2 separate regions of the Mus musculus genome follow, and region 1 is linked to region 2. The links are chromatin loops, found by intact Hi-C in ENCODE. Cell type or tissue: heart. All regions are shown on one strand. Each heading gives the region's core, and the rest is flanking DNA. Links, peaks and the distances in the headings are about the cores only.

The links. Hi-C counts contacts between places; a loop is a spot of excess contacts. Peaks named below come from ENCODE experiments on the same cell type or tissue, not always from the same donor. Only the 100,000 strongest peaks of a DNase experiment are listed, where the experiment ranks them.
Region 1: it touches region 2 in a loop (2.0-fold over the local background); 1 of 42 quality-filtered maps calls a loop at or near these places.

Annotation. Positions count from the first base shown.
Region 1 is chr9:87,969,963-87,977,252 of GRCm38, forward strand. No RefSeq gene overlaps it. Among named protein-coding and RNA genes, the nearest start is that of Gm23176, 48 kb to the right of the region's middle. In heart, for the core only: a CTCF peak has its summit at 3,764 (motif pointing left); a DNase peak (open chromatin) is centred at 2,029.
Region 2 is chr9:87,738,034-87,745,323 of GRCm38, forward strand. Gm36767 (a long non-coding RNA gene) reads left to right here and starts at 1,351. Exons shown (of 3, transcript XR_379684.3): 1 at 1,351-1,824; 2 at 3,151-4,067. In heart, for the core only: a CTCF peak has its summit at 2,843 (motif pointing left); DNase peaks (open chromatin) are centred at 1,688 and 2,808; H3K4me3 peaks cover 2,134 bases; H3K27ac peaks cover 1,294 bases; H3K27me3 peaks cover 3,909 bases.

The DNA of each region.
Region 1 (7,290 bases), core at 1,413-6,412, 230 kb after region 2:
TTGGGCTTTATGGAATCTACCATGTCATGTCCCCTTTTATCTCATTAGCCTAAACTATTCACATAGCCATATCATGGTTCCAAGAAAGAGGGAAGATATAATACTCCTATGTGCCTGGAAGCCAGAAATATCTGGCAAAACGCCCTAATGACCACCTCAGAGTTACAGCAAATGGCTGTCAGATGCACTGCACAACTACATGCACAGAAGGTACAGTTTTTCCTTAATACCCAAGAGCTAAGGGAGAGATAAAACCTGTATGTTGTAAAATAAGTATAGAGAGATTTAAAAAAAACAGCCCTCCTGTGTTCTAGATACACACTCAATAACAACTGATTCAGCAGTATTCTTATGACTTCAGAAAACATGTGGTCCAAGTCTCATCATATTATAAATAGAACACAAACTGCTCTATCACTCTTAAACTGCTCCTGTGGAAGACTACCAGAAAGAAAATAGATTAATTATCACATGATATTGCCCTTGGCACAAAGTCTGGAGAGCAGCAGATGATGAGTTCCTTGACGGAATGCACCCCACTGCCTTGCTATACTCTCTCCAGTCTTCCTACATACACTTCAGGAGGTTTTAACAACTGAGCACACCCACCTCCCGACTGAGCCTAATTTCCCAGTTGTGAAACTCAAGAGTCCCCAAGTCATTCCTCACTTGTGTCTTTCCTTCTTCTCATGCCTCTCTGCCTGTTGGATAAAACTTCTTTTTAACCCTATTCTTCTAAGCTGTGCCCTGACTCACCAGATCAGAGCATAAGGTCCCCCTTCCCCCTTAACAACAGTGACTCTTCCACCACTCAAGTCTGCTGTCCCCAGTGACTCACAACCATCTCTGGGAATCACAGACCTGCTAGAAATCAGAGCTCTCAGGCTGAATTCTGGGTGATCTCCTCCAAGTTCTAGAAGGACACTGTGGGGTTGCTACTCCACCTCCAAGAGCAGCATGGATGGGAGGGGGCTGGACTGAAGTTGGGAACCCTGACCAGAAAAGAAATTTGTTGGGAAAAAGTTGATTATTACTCTTCTCCTATTAATCTTATTTTTACCATAGGTTTTCCCATTGTCTTTTTTAAAATCTTACCCTTCCCAGAGCGTATTAATTAATAATCTTTAGGATGTGTAGCACAACATTTAAACCAATGAATTTTTAATTTTGGATTTTTTTTAGGTGGTTATAATAGTTGAATGAGAATGGTCCCCATAGGCACATAGATTTAAATGCTTGGTCTCTAGGGAGTAGCACCATTTGAAAGGATTAGAAGGTGTGACCTCGTTAGAAGAAATGTATCACTGGAGGTGAGCTTTGAAGTTTTCAAAAATGCAAGATAGGTCCAGCCTCTCTCTCTCTCTCTCTCTCTCTCTCTCTCTCTCTCTCTCTCTCTCTCTCTCTCCATTCTGCCTCTCCAACATCATATCTACCTATATGCTGCCCTGCTTCTTATGATGATAATGGCCTGAAACTGTAAGATCCCAGTTAAATGGTTTTTTTTTCTTTTATAAAGGTTCTTGTGATCATGTTCTCTCTTCACAGCAATAGAACATTGGTCTGATATAACTCAGGCTAGCCTTGAATTTTCTAGGTACCTAATGAAACTCTTGGAATTCTCAGTCCTCCTGTCTCTACCTTCTCAATACTGGGGTTATAGGTATGTAACCCCATGCCCAGTTGATGTCATATATGCATAAAAACATTCAAAGATACGGTTGGTTTCAAGCCCGGTTTTATTCAGGATCCAAATGATGTGATGTCCCCTTAGCTTCCCTGCCCTCCCTCTTTGGCATGGTGTCTGATCAGTTTTCCGCCATGAATGCCAAGGGTCATGGCCAGTGTTTAGCAGTCCCAGTGAAAGTCCTGATTTCTATACCGTGTCCATGTCACAGACTATCTGGCAATAAGTAGCTTAGAGAACTGGATGCACAAATTGAGTTAGGCCAACCAGGTTCACTTGGGGATGTGTGCTTGTGATGATAAAGATGAAGTCATGTCTACTCAGCCTGGGAAGGTGGAGTACATAACATTCTGCCAAAGGAAACTCAGTGGACTTCCTTTTTGGACGGTGCTAATGACATTGATACAGACTTGCTATTTCTGGGCTCAGTCCCTCCCTTTCTGCTTCAACATTAGCTCCTAGCTTCACTCTGGGAGTCCAGGAGGTAGAAGAGATGTGGCCTGATATAGCGATAGTGGTAGCCTAGTGGTCTGAAATCTTGCTTTTCATGGGGCTTCTCACTGAACCAGAGCATCGGAAGAAGTGCTGGGGTCAGATCTCAGTTGAGATAAGTTTCTCCAGGGATTTGGGGTTCAAAGTTAAGGCTGCATTATTCCAAACGTCTGTTGTCTCTGGACACAAGAGTTCTTAGGAATCACAGTGGGACAAACATTACTCACAGCTAGCAAGAAGCACCTACCCTATCCTTCCTATTTCAAAGAAAATGTCTTTCTAGTGAAGCACAGCTCTATGTTACAAAGGGAAATTAAAGGAGATAAGGATGGAACCCATTGTTGAGAATACAGACCTGGAGGGGGGAGGGGTACAGCAAAGGAGCAGACACCTCAAAAGTTTCAGTCAGTAAAAAATACAATGTTAAAACCTAACACATACAAAGGAATTTTGTGACCCACCGAGGAGACACATTGATGTTAGATCTTCCCTATCTAGTGTTCAGTGACTGTGGCACTCTCCTGTGCTACGAGGATATTAAAGTGTCCTTTAGAGTGTAATTGGAGCTTGACAGCCAGGACCAAACTGGGAAAGGGCTAAATCTGGCAGAAGAGGTGGTGTGCCTGAGACTACAGGAGAGTGTGGGGGCATGACACAGGCGAAGTTCTTGGTATAGCCTTGAGGAAAGACAGAAGGGAGCAGCAAAACAAACTAAAAGAGGAGACTCCAGGGATCTGAAAAGAACGACTGCATCCGGGTGGGAAGAGATAATTTCTGCATAGTGGAGTAGGTAACTCCACTAGTGGAGTGAGGAGGGATGTGAGTTACAGGAAGGAGGGAAGCCGAGGGCAGCTGATGCCTTTCCTCACAGACACTGCTGTAACATCATGGGGTCACTAGGCAGGGGTCCTGACACTGAGTGTAGGGGTTTGAAGACAAAGCTGGTGTTGAAATGAGAACAGTGAACACAGCTGAGACCCCCACAGCTCCATCTACTCTGCACACTGTGGGGAGCTGGGTTAGGGCGAAGTGGTGAAGGCTTCAGAACAGAGCAGAGCCTAGAACCACAGATGTGAGGGATAAATTCGGGACGGAATAACACTTGAGCTTTACAAACTTGCCTTGTGGCGAGGATCAGCTGACATTCAAATGTGCAAACTACTTTTTGGAAGTGTGCTAGAACTGGCAGGCAGTGGAGCAGAGAGACACAACTGGACCTAACTGGAATTTCCTTAATGTCTTGTTTTGCTTGACAAATATTGCAAGGCCCCTTCGGAGGACTCCAACTCCACTAGACTCCACTGAGAGAAGGGATATAATTTCTCCACAAGAGAAAAGCACTCCCTACCTCCAGCCTCCATGGGGGGGGGGGGGTGCATTTACCCCTCCCCATTCCAAAACAAACCTGTCCAGAAGCCATCCCACTTAGGAGGAAGCCATTCTGCTGCCGAAAACGCCCACGAACACACAGCCCCCAGGATGTTCTTTTGTCAAAGGAAAGAGAGACAGAACACACTTGGACAGGAGCTTTAGCTAGCAGACCCCTGCTAGCCAGAGATCGCCATTGCTATGTGCTCTGTACCGCCACCTAGTGGGAAAAATTGGTAGTCCAAAATACTTGGACCCTTCCAGGAAAGGAAAACTCCCTGTTTCCTAACTTTAAAAAAGGCAAAGCAATTCAAGCCTCCCCCACCCCCACCCACCTTGGGTACAGGAGCCTAGCACAACCGCCATCAGAGAGGCTTCACCCAGGACTGGTGGAAACTGATGCAGAGACTCAGCCAAACAGTAAGTGGAGCTTGGAGAATCCTGGAGGTTGTGGGACAGGGGGAGGTGGGTGGGATTGAATGAGCCAGAGGGGTCATGGGCATCACAAGAAAACCTACAAAATCAACTAATCTAGGCCTACAGGGGCTCATAAGAGACTGAACCGCCAACCAGAGAGCATGCATGGGTCAGACCTGGGCCCTCTGCCCATATCTAAGAGTTGTGAGGCTGGGTCATCAGATGGGGCTTCTAAAGCAGGAACAGGGGCTGTCTCTGACTACCTTGCCTTCCTTTGTATCCCTTTCCCCTAACTGGGCTGCCTTGTCTAAATTCAATAGAAGATGCTCCTAGTTTTACTGCAATCTGATATGCCAAGGTGGGCCAATTTCCATGGGAAGCGTCCCCTTTTCTGAGAAGAAGGAGAGGAGAAGTGGGTGGGAAAGATAGGGATGGGAGAGGGAGAGACTGGGAGGAGAAGAGGGAGGAGAAGTTGCCATTGGGAATGTAGAGTAAATAAATGACTTAATTAATCAAAAGAAAAAGTGTTTAAAAAAAAAAAAAAGAATGGGACAGGGAGGGAAGGGAAAAGAAACAGAACACATGAATGAGTAAGCCACCACCCAGTCCAGAGAGTCTGTACCACAGCAGCAGGCAGCATCTCTTCACAGCTGTAAACCCATCTCTTGTCTTAACATCCACTCTGCAGGCAATGGGTCTGTCTCATGCTGAGCTTGGAGAAACATGGCTGCTGAGTCCCCGACACCACCCCCCCCACCCCCCAGAAGGGAGCGCCATCCCAGTCCCGGAAGCAAAACTCTTCCTTCTTCTAAGTTTTGGAGTGGATGTAAGTGCATATGGTGTATGGAGGGTGGAGCAGGAGAGAGAAAGAGAGAGAGAGAGAGGGGCGGGGGGAGGGAGAGAGAGAGAGAGAGAGAGAGAGAGAGAGAGAGAGAGAGAGAGAGAGAGAGAGAATATGAATGATTGGTGACTCAGTGGACAAAATTCATTCTTCATTATGCAGGAAGAGATGTGACAAGTGATCAAAAACTTCTCATTTCTGTCCGAGTTGTTGCTCCCGCTTCTGAACAGGCATCCAAGGCACCCCATGAGACCTACACTATTTCATTAGTGGCTAGTGTCAATAGACACTGCTTGGGACAAGGGTTTCATGTAAAGGTAAAATCTGTCTCTTCCAGGGAAGAATTCCAAAGGCATAGAACCCATAAACTCAGACACCACTTACCAAATGGCAGCAAGAGATGACCTGTGTTTGCCTATTGCCAAGGTCACCCCACCACCATGGCCCTGTCTCCTCACTGTTCATGGCAGAGAAAGCACAGAAGAGACCTCTGCGGTAGCTCAGCTGCCACCTCGCTCACATAAAAGGATTAGCTGGTGGCTAGAAGACCAAGTCCATTGGCTATGAAAATTTGGGGCCTTATCCTAGACATGCTTTCTCTGCTGAACAGAAATATCCTATCACTTACTTGCATGATTTCACAAACCACCTATGAAACCACAAACACCAAATCCCATGCTGCCTTGCCAAAGGCAGTGTACTATCTATTGTTTTAAGAAGTAACTGACTCGGAAAAGCCTCTGTATAATTTATAAATCAAGATCGTCCTTCCCTTGAGAGCAATCCAGAAGGAACAAAACAGTCAAAGGACCAACCTTTCACAACACCTGCTCCACTTTACTCAAGGAGATAATTCTATAGCTCAGGGGCAGAGCAGTTCAAGGTTCAGATGAAAGCCCCATCAAAGCACAAAACGTTCCTGACAACCCATCTCCTGCCTTGTTCTTGTAGGCCAGCATCTGCCTGTTTCTGTTACTTTGTTTCAGTGTCTGTATTTCAAACATCTAACTTGAACTTTGAGTCAGCAGTCGGCACCATTAGGAGATGGACCTTGAAGGGGATGGTAGAGAATTCTAGAAGCTAGTGGCCTCTGTTAAGGGACTACAAGCTCTGATGCTTCAATAAACACCACCCTCACCAACTGGTAAGGAGCCATGTTATTTAATTATGCTTTGGATATAACAGCAGGGTACCCACTCTGTGGCTGGGGGCATGTGTACTATGCAACACAGGTGTAACACACCTAATCAGTGCTTTCCTTGGGAACGTTCATCTGTGAGTGAGTACAGTGCTTCCCTATCTGTAGTCTCCCTATCCGTAGTCACCCTAAACTTGCTCACTTCTTGAAGAGGTATTCCTCTGCTTTGCTTGCATGGCAAAGAACCTGGGAACTCATCCCTTTTACCCAATGCGAGCCATATAAGTCATGGCAGGTAAGTGTGAGATCTGAGTATTCCAGATCTCCCACCCTCCCACCTCTCCCCTGCTGAAAGCTGCTGTGAATGGTACACGATATTTATTGTCTTTGGGGAACATGGAACCAAAGTTATTGTAAAAATGAAAAGCATGTCCATAGACTCTGATGCCCCTTTCCTAAGACATCTTTTCCCAAAGTGGGGGCCAGAACTGGTGAGCAGAAGATGGGGAGGTGATGGTTCTGTGGACTCTGGTGCTTGGTCACATGAAAATGGCTTCTGCCTGGCTCATTTTCATCTACACCTTTGAGATAACACAGATGCTCTACCACAGGGACTTGTATCATAGTAAGAGATACTCATGGGGGTGGTGAAGGGGAGAAACTGAGGCCTCTTGTTCACAACCAGCAAGAACTCTCCAGCCATGTAAGTAAGTAGCCTCGAGAAAGCAGAGTCTTGAGATGATGACCAAGTCCCAGCTGACATCTTTTGTTCCCCCACTCCACCCCCCGGCATCTTGAATGTAGAGGCCTCCAGCCAGGACCAGCCAGCCATGACAGTCACGAAATTCTGGTCCAACTGAACCCTGAGATACAAAAACTGTTGGTTGTTTTGAGCCACTGAGTTTGGACAAATTGTTACCCAGAAATTCTTTTCTCATAGGACCTTGTTTAATATCATACCCCTCCTTGCTTCCTTCCTCCCCATCTTGTCTTCTCGTTCATTCCCAATATGGTTTCCCTGGAAACATTAATGCCTTACACAAGGATCCCAGTCTAGGAATTGGGCTTCTCTCGGGGAAATGGCTACATCTCTCAGAAAAATCACTCTAGCTTGGATTTCTTCTGGATCATCTTCCATTGCAAAGGCATCATTATTTGTAGTCTCATTTTGCTCCTGTCCCTAGCTACTCCTCTATCTCTCCTTCATCCCTTAGCAGATCTCAGCAACCTGCCCTCAGTTCACAAACTGAAGACACAAGGATGAATTTGTGTTACCAAGGAGACCAGGACTACTACTACAGACTACTACTACAGTTTGAATGTCTCCTCCAAAGCCCATGTCTAAATGCA
Region 2 (7,290 bases), core at 718-5,717:
AGCGGCATTAAAACCATGCTTGTATCTCCATAGTAGAAGAGAAATGTTCAGAATGGTCTCTATGTCCAGGCTGGAGATCCAATGACATTTCCTCGCGGGTGAGGGTGAGTGGGTAGGGGGAGACGCAATGAAAAAATAACAACATATGCTTCCTTTCTGGGAAGTTTTATTTGGTTGTATTTTGCATCCTCCTTTGTGATCAGTTGTTGAGTAGCTGCCCGCACTGATTTTCTGTTCTTTTCCAGTCCCTGCTTTGAGGAGGCTTTTGATCACTCCATGCTAAGTGGCGGTAAGAAATTGAGCATTTAATGTTGAGGACTTGCAGATAGAAGGAGAGAGGAGCCCCTGAGGCGCGGAAAAGGCTCTCAGATTCCGGTCCCAAGATCCAGTGCAAGTTGGGAGTAAGGGAATCGCAAGAGAAATTTCTCCTTATCAAAATTTAAGTCGCTTCCGTATGATCCCGCTCAATCATAACTCAGGCCACGCCCTGCCTCTTTGTTTCCGTTTATAATTACAACTCTAAAAAAGGACCTCAATTTAGACCCAGAGTGAGCTTAATTGGGTACTCTGCTGGTTTGCTTTTTAAACTATCATTTATTGCTTGGTATTGATACAAAGCGGACAAAAAGATTTTTTTGAAAGTCTGATTGGGGCATCCTAAAACTCTGGAGACCGATCTTCCAGGAAAAACATTTAAGAATTCAAATTTCCGATGAGGTTCCACACCTGAAATTAAAAATTCAGCCCGGCTTTCTGAAGTCTGAGTTGCTTGGGTCAATATCTGCATTTCCTTTCATTTCTTCATCTCGGTTTCCATTCTTTCTGGTATTGGTGCCTCCCCTCCCTCCCCCCACTCCCACCACTGCTGAAGACATTCTGATTTACAGTTTGACTGAGAGCTGCATTTCTGTTTAGAAGGTGAAATGTCCAAGTCAGTTAGCCAAATTATTCCCCGACGGTTCCAATATTGCGCCAGAGTTCCAGAGTCAGTTATTTTTATGTCCGACTGTATTTCAAATGTGCGGGGTGATAAATAAAACCCGCCTCAAACTTCAAACTATCTCAACCTGATGAGGAACAATGACAAAAATTAACCCAGCCGAAGCGTCGGGTTCTCGTGAGCCTCTGGTTCATAAATCACGGTGCGTGTGGTGCGCCCACTTGCAGCCGCGCCTAGGCGCGCCTAGGCGGTGAGCGCGGCTCGGAAGCCGCGGCCCAAATAGGGATCGGACAGACGGGATGCAGAGTTCAAGTCATCCGTGGAAGGGGCGTGATGCGCGGGGGCCGGGAGGGAAGAAACTCCTGGCCACGCCTAAGCGACCCCTAACTAATTCGCCATTAACAGTTCTCCCAGGTGTTGTGTGTAAAACCGAAAAGGGGCTCGAAAGGGAGAGGAGAGGGAAGTGTTGAAGGAATGCAAGCCGAAGTTCTCCACCCATCCCTCTGCTGGCCTTGTCCCGTGAAAGGCAAATTCTTTTCTGCTCTTTCCAGTAAGCCCTTTTTGCAAAGCCGGGGGAGGCCTTCTGGGGAGCTGAGCTCGGTGCGGCCAATCCCTGAGCTGCCTGCTGGAGCCTCCACTCCTCAAAGCACACTTCCCAATCCAACAGCCAGACTTCCACTTAGCCCGCACCCCTTCTCCCAGAGCTGGAAGCTGACCTCTGGCCTCTGGGTGTTTGACCCGCTGGGACAGAGGGTGGTCCCGCCCCCTGGCCTTGAACCGCGCACCTGTTCGAGAGCCGGGCCCCGGAGCCCGAGAGGACCCCGTGGCTCTTGGAGGCCGCAGGGGGTCGCGGCCATCTCGGCGCCCGGCGTACAGTGTGCTCGGTGGGTATAGGCTTCCTCCTTCTGGGGTCTGTCACTAGCGCCCGTCTGTCCACGGAGCTCCAAAGCCAGCCCTGCGTTACACTTCCGAACGGGTCGGCGCTTCCCTAGCCCAATGGCAAGGGCGCACAGCTAACAGCGCAGGGCAAAACCATCAGGAAGATCTGGATCCGGAGAAGCGCGTCCCTTACGCTAAGAGGTGACGGTGACTTAGTAAACAGAGCCTTGGCTGGCGTGCAGTCAGTTGCGAATTCTAGGTCAACCTCAGTGACCTCGGGAAAGCGGGAAAAGAAACGCAGTGCAGGGGTAAAAGGAGGACTTGTTGAGCCTTTTGCACATTTGAACTAAGAATTCCCTAAAAATGAAAAATTGGTTCAAAATACTGAGTTGAAAACTCAACCTGTAAGAGAAGTGTCCCAGTGGTCGGGCCTGGCGACACGGGCACTGGTGAGCGGGCTGCTCTCTAGTGCTGCATGTCCACAGCTTCATCCGCGGAGGTCTGAGACTAAAACGGAAGAGCTTGGCCCTAGCTAGGCAGCTCCGGACCGGCATAGGCATTTAGTGCCGTTGCCCTCGCCTGCTTCACGCCGCCGCTCGGCCTGACACAAGCAGTAACACCTTGGCCTGTGGGCCTTAGCACAAAGCAAGGAATCCAGAGCGTTTCTGGATGGCGGGAGGGAATGGTGCCCTGTCCTTCGCGTGCTTCACGATTTAGGCAAGTGTTTATGGCAAGACCCAAAGGCATTCCAGCCACAACCCCTGCATCAGGCTGAATAATAATCCCAGCCTGGCTGGCGGGTTGGGCGGTGATGAGACAATATATCCAGGTGGGGGGTAGGGAGGTAAGGAAGTGGTGGCAGAAAGTCTGTCAACTATTCTGCTGGGTGGCTGTTTCCCACCCTCCTTGGCCTGGGGCAGCAGTGGCCTCTTCTCGCTGGAGTCCCCTACTATTCCCATTGCTGGCAGCTCGCGGGCCTGGCCTGAAAGCAGGGTCCGGGCCCAGGGCGCCCTCTGGGGACCGTTGGTGGCATAGCCATAAGCCCGACTGTTAAGGGAGCAGTTTTACCTGGGACTCCCTGCAGACCCAGGCTGTACCTGTGTCCAATTCTGGGTGGCAATCAGAACCCTTCACCTCGCAGCCGCTGCAGCCCTAGGACGCCCCAGAAATCCAAGCCCCGCTGCAAGGGAAGCTCTGTAGATGGATGCCTTTTGTTAGGATGGAGAAGGCCCCTAGTTCTCAGGACAGAGAAGGGCCTGCCCTTTCACTATTCTACCTGACCTCCATTAAGATAATACCCCCATATCTATCCCCCCCCTTTTTTTTTACAGAAATGTAAAAGCCATTGTTGAAATGGAAGCCTCCACATGGGCAGAGGAAGACGGTGGGAAATGAAAAAGGCAACCTGAGGGGGAACCTGGACAAATGTTAACAAGGATTCCTAACCCTGGTGTGAAGGCTAACCTCAGGATTAACTGAGCCTGACCAAGACCCAGTCCCCTCCAGCTGAGGGATCTTTCCCAGTGAAGTTCCCACTTCCCCACACAGTAAGCTGGAGAGAGCCCTTTGCCACACCTTCATTTTCATTTGCAACCCCCCAATGACCTTTTTGGTTTTCCCAGTAGTGAGGTTCTCTATCTCCCCCACCCTTTTTCTTCTTTTTCTATAGTCAGGACTTTATTACTAGGTCAACAGTGAAAAACTGTCTAGGTCCTGCATGATAACAACTAAGACAAGTGTAAAGTGACCTGTCTCCAGGGCGGTAACCTGCAGTTCCTATGGACTCTCCATTGCACAATTATTCCTGATAATATGTATGCTTTTTTTTTTTTAAGAATAAACCATCTCGGGGCAGTTACAGTTGCATTAGTGTATGTTGTGGAAATACGCTCGCATTTAGAGGACTTTATTAGAAACAGCTGGGACGTGAATGTTTCAAACCTGAGTCTCCTTACCCTCAATATCTACTTTCCATTCTGACTTCCCCGAGAGCATCCACATAATGCATGCTCTCTGTGTGTAATACAAGACACTTGTTTAATAAAGCGAACGATTGTCTGTGTCAGGGAGATTGGTCCTCTCTCCCTCTCTCAGCCCATGTGCAGAGCAGATCAAAGACCTAAACTACCTCTGTCTTTCTAAAGACAGCCAGATGGTGTCTTGATTTTTCTTCAGTTTTTTTTTAAAGCAATAGAATTCAAAGCACTAAAGAATCTGCATGGGTACAACAGATGAAAGCTCATCCCAGGTAAATTATTATTTTTTTTTTAATGTCACGCATGCTTTACTTTAGTCTGCTAAGGTTTGGGGATGCTTTGTGAGAGTACTTACAACAAGCATGTAAATGCTGTGTAAAAACTTAAGGCTGCATAAAATTGAAATCAGAATCCAGAGCCAAGATGAGAAGAAAACAAGAGCTCTGGTGTGCATGTGGGACAACACACAGTTTATTAAAGGAGAACTTGAAATTTGCCTCTGAGCTTCCTAGCAGCAAGGGAAAGAAGTAAAAAAGCATGATCCTCATTATACAAGGAAAAGTCGAATCATTTCTCTGTGGTAAGAGGTCCCTGTGTCGTTCCTGAATTGACCAGGATGATGAGGCCAGCAGTAGCAGCAGCAGCAGCAGCAGCAGCAGCAGCAGCAGCAGCGAGGGGGTGTCTTATATTCTGCTCCATTAGGGAATCACCTGCTCCTGTTTCACCCAACAAATTCCTGGGCTGTGGTTTTACTTCACTGCACAGAAGTCAAAGGTGCAGCTCTATAGGGATGCAGTTTATCTAGAGACCTTAGGAACCAGTCTTGAATTCAGCACTGGCTTCTTAGGGTTTAAACAGAATACAGGCTACAAGCCCTGGCAAAGTGCTTAATCTTCCTCCCTCCCTTGCTGCCTCCTTCCCTCCCACCAGATTCTCTTTACAATATGGAGGCATTTTGTTTATAGAAAGGACATTCCAGAGACTGATACCTAAAGACTCTCCAACAGGATCTTCTCTGTAGCCCAGGCTGCCCTCAAACTCAGTTTAGCTTCCCAGCAAGCTTGGACAATCACACCTTGCCTAAGAAACTTCAGAAGCATGGGCTTGTCCCTGCCCTGCCCTTTTGACTGTCCTCAGTGTCCCTCAACTCTGTCACTTGCCAGTTTTCATTCTGGCAGCTTCAGAAGGGCATTTCTATATCTGTGCTCCAGAGAAAATAAGAACAAAATTTGGTCTCCAAGGCTTGTCAGTACAGAGGCTGAAGACCTCTGTGTGGCCTCTGTGTGGCAGCCTGTAGGGTGATCTGGGTCCCCCTGTGCAGTATGGGTTTGAACAGTGGCTAGATACATCTGAGTATTCTGGAAAGTCAGAGTGTCACTCTGGTTTTGCAGGAACATCAGTATTCCCCTAATGATGGGAGACTTGGAGCCTGGGGAAGAAGAAGGGAAAGTTTCCTTTCCCTTGTTCTCGATCACCTGTCTCCTCACCTTGAAATGCTGAGTCAAGAAGCAGGTTGAGTTTTATGAAGACAAGTTCTCCTTGGTACTGGATCCACCCTCTAAGACTGACTGGGAAGGCCCACTCTGCAAGTGTCCTTCCTTCTTTCCTTCTCTCCCTCCCTGTTTCCCTGCCTCCCTCCCACTTCTGTCCTCCCTCCCTGTTTGGATCATATTGGATGCTCACCCTCCTGCTGAAGCTTCCATGTTTAGAATGGGTTACATATCCACCCAGTGCATCTCAGTCTATTTCCCAAGGTTAACTGAGCCCAGATTAAAGGAATGTATGTGCAACTTCCTCTTCAGCTAGAGTGTAAACTCCCTGAGGTCAGAAGCCTGCTGCTGTGTTTGTCTTGATCTTTTGAATATAGAACAGCAGATAATTTGTTTCCACTTGCTCCAGGCGGCTCCAGGCAGCTCCAGGCAGCTCCAGGCAGCTCCAGGTAGCTCCAGGTAGTGGGGTGTGATGGGATAGGCAAGTGAGAAAGGCTTGGAATAAGCAAATGGAGCATAAAGGCATGCTGGCTTTGTCACTGGCTCCAAGATCCCAAGAAATAATCAAACATCTTTAGATGAGGGAATCTCAGCAGCACCAACATTATGTGGTATTAAATTTACCTCCCAGCTGAGAGTAGTCAGGCTTTCTTCTGAGTTCACCTGCATGACATGTTTGCTTGTTTGTTTGTTTGTTTTAAAGATTTATTTATTGTTATATGTAAGTACACTGTAGCTATCTTCAGACACACAAGAAGAGGGCGTCAGATCTCATTACAGATGGTTGTGAGCCACCATGTGGTTGCTGGGATTTGAATTCAGGACCTTCGGAAGAGCAGTCAGTGCTCTTAACCGCTGAGCCATCTCTCCCAGCCCGCGTGGCATGTTTTTTAATTTGACACTTAAAGAATCTTCTATGTTCTCATGATATCTTATAACCCCTTCTTCTTGAGACAGGGATTGATGTAGCTCAGGATGACCTCAAACTCACTTTGTAGCTCAAGCTGGCTTTGAACTCCTGACATTTCAGTCACCACCTTCCACGTGCTGTGATTACTGACATGGGACACCATGCCCAGCTTTTTCTTCCTTTTCAGTTATATAACACTCCCACCCTACATTAACTTTAGGATGGATGATGATTAGAGATAAGCTTGTGAAGCCTGAGACAATGTTAATATCAATTCTCTCCAAAATGCTGACCAATGTTTTCACCATTGAACTCAATACTTTGGTATTTATTTATTAAACATTTAGAATAATATTTTATTACTTCTTTGATAATTTCATATATGCATGCAATGTATTTTGATCATATTCACCCATAAAACCTCTGCTAACTCCTCCAAGATCAAACCCCTACTCCCCACCTCCTCCCAATTTCTTGTTCACTTTTCTTTCCATTTTAATAATCCATCGTGTCTAATCTGTGCTGCCCCTACACTTTTGGATGTGGGCCTATTCCCTCAACTATGGTTGACCTTCCTGAGGGGCATGCCCTTAAAGAATACTAATCTTTCCTCCTTAGTGTGTGTGTGTATCCCCTACTTGATAAATATTGTTCACGAAATAAAAAGTAGTCTTTTAAAACAATGCCAGCTACTTTGATATAAAGAAAGTTCTGCTAACAGTGTGCTATTATCTGGCAAGGCTGCCATCTTGAGAGAGCAGGGATGCAAGTCTCTCGTATTTAGATCTTGCTGTCAAGTAGGGGTTGAATCACCCAGGACAGATAGCTGGCCCATTGCTTAGCTCAGACACAGGTGCAGCTGGAAAGACACAGGCTTGATGGGTGGCAGAGAGTAGAGGCACCATGGAGAACAGTTTCCAGTCGTGAGGATAAGTAACAGGTCCTGAGCTGTGCTGTTCTGGTCTCAGGTGTGCTGGGTAGGCAGCAGTGAGTCTACCAGGTCCTGGAAAGAAGCATTCAAAAAGCCTGTTGTTCTTGTGATATTTTTTTCTAAGCTCCTGCTCTGCCAAGGAAAGGGAAGTTAAAAAGGCCCCT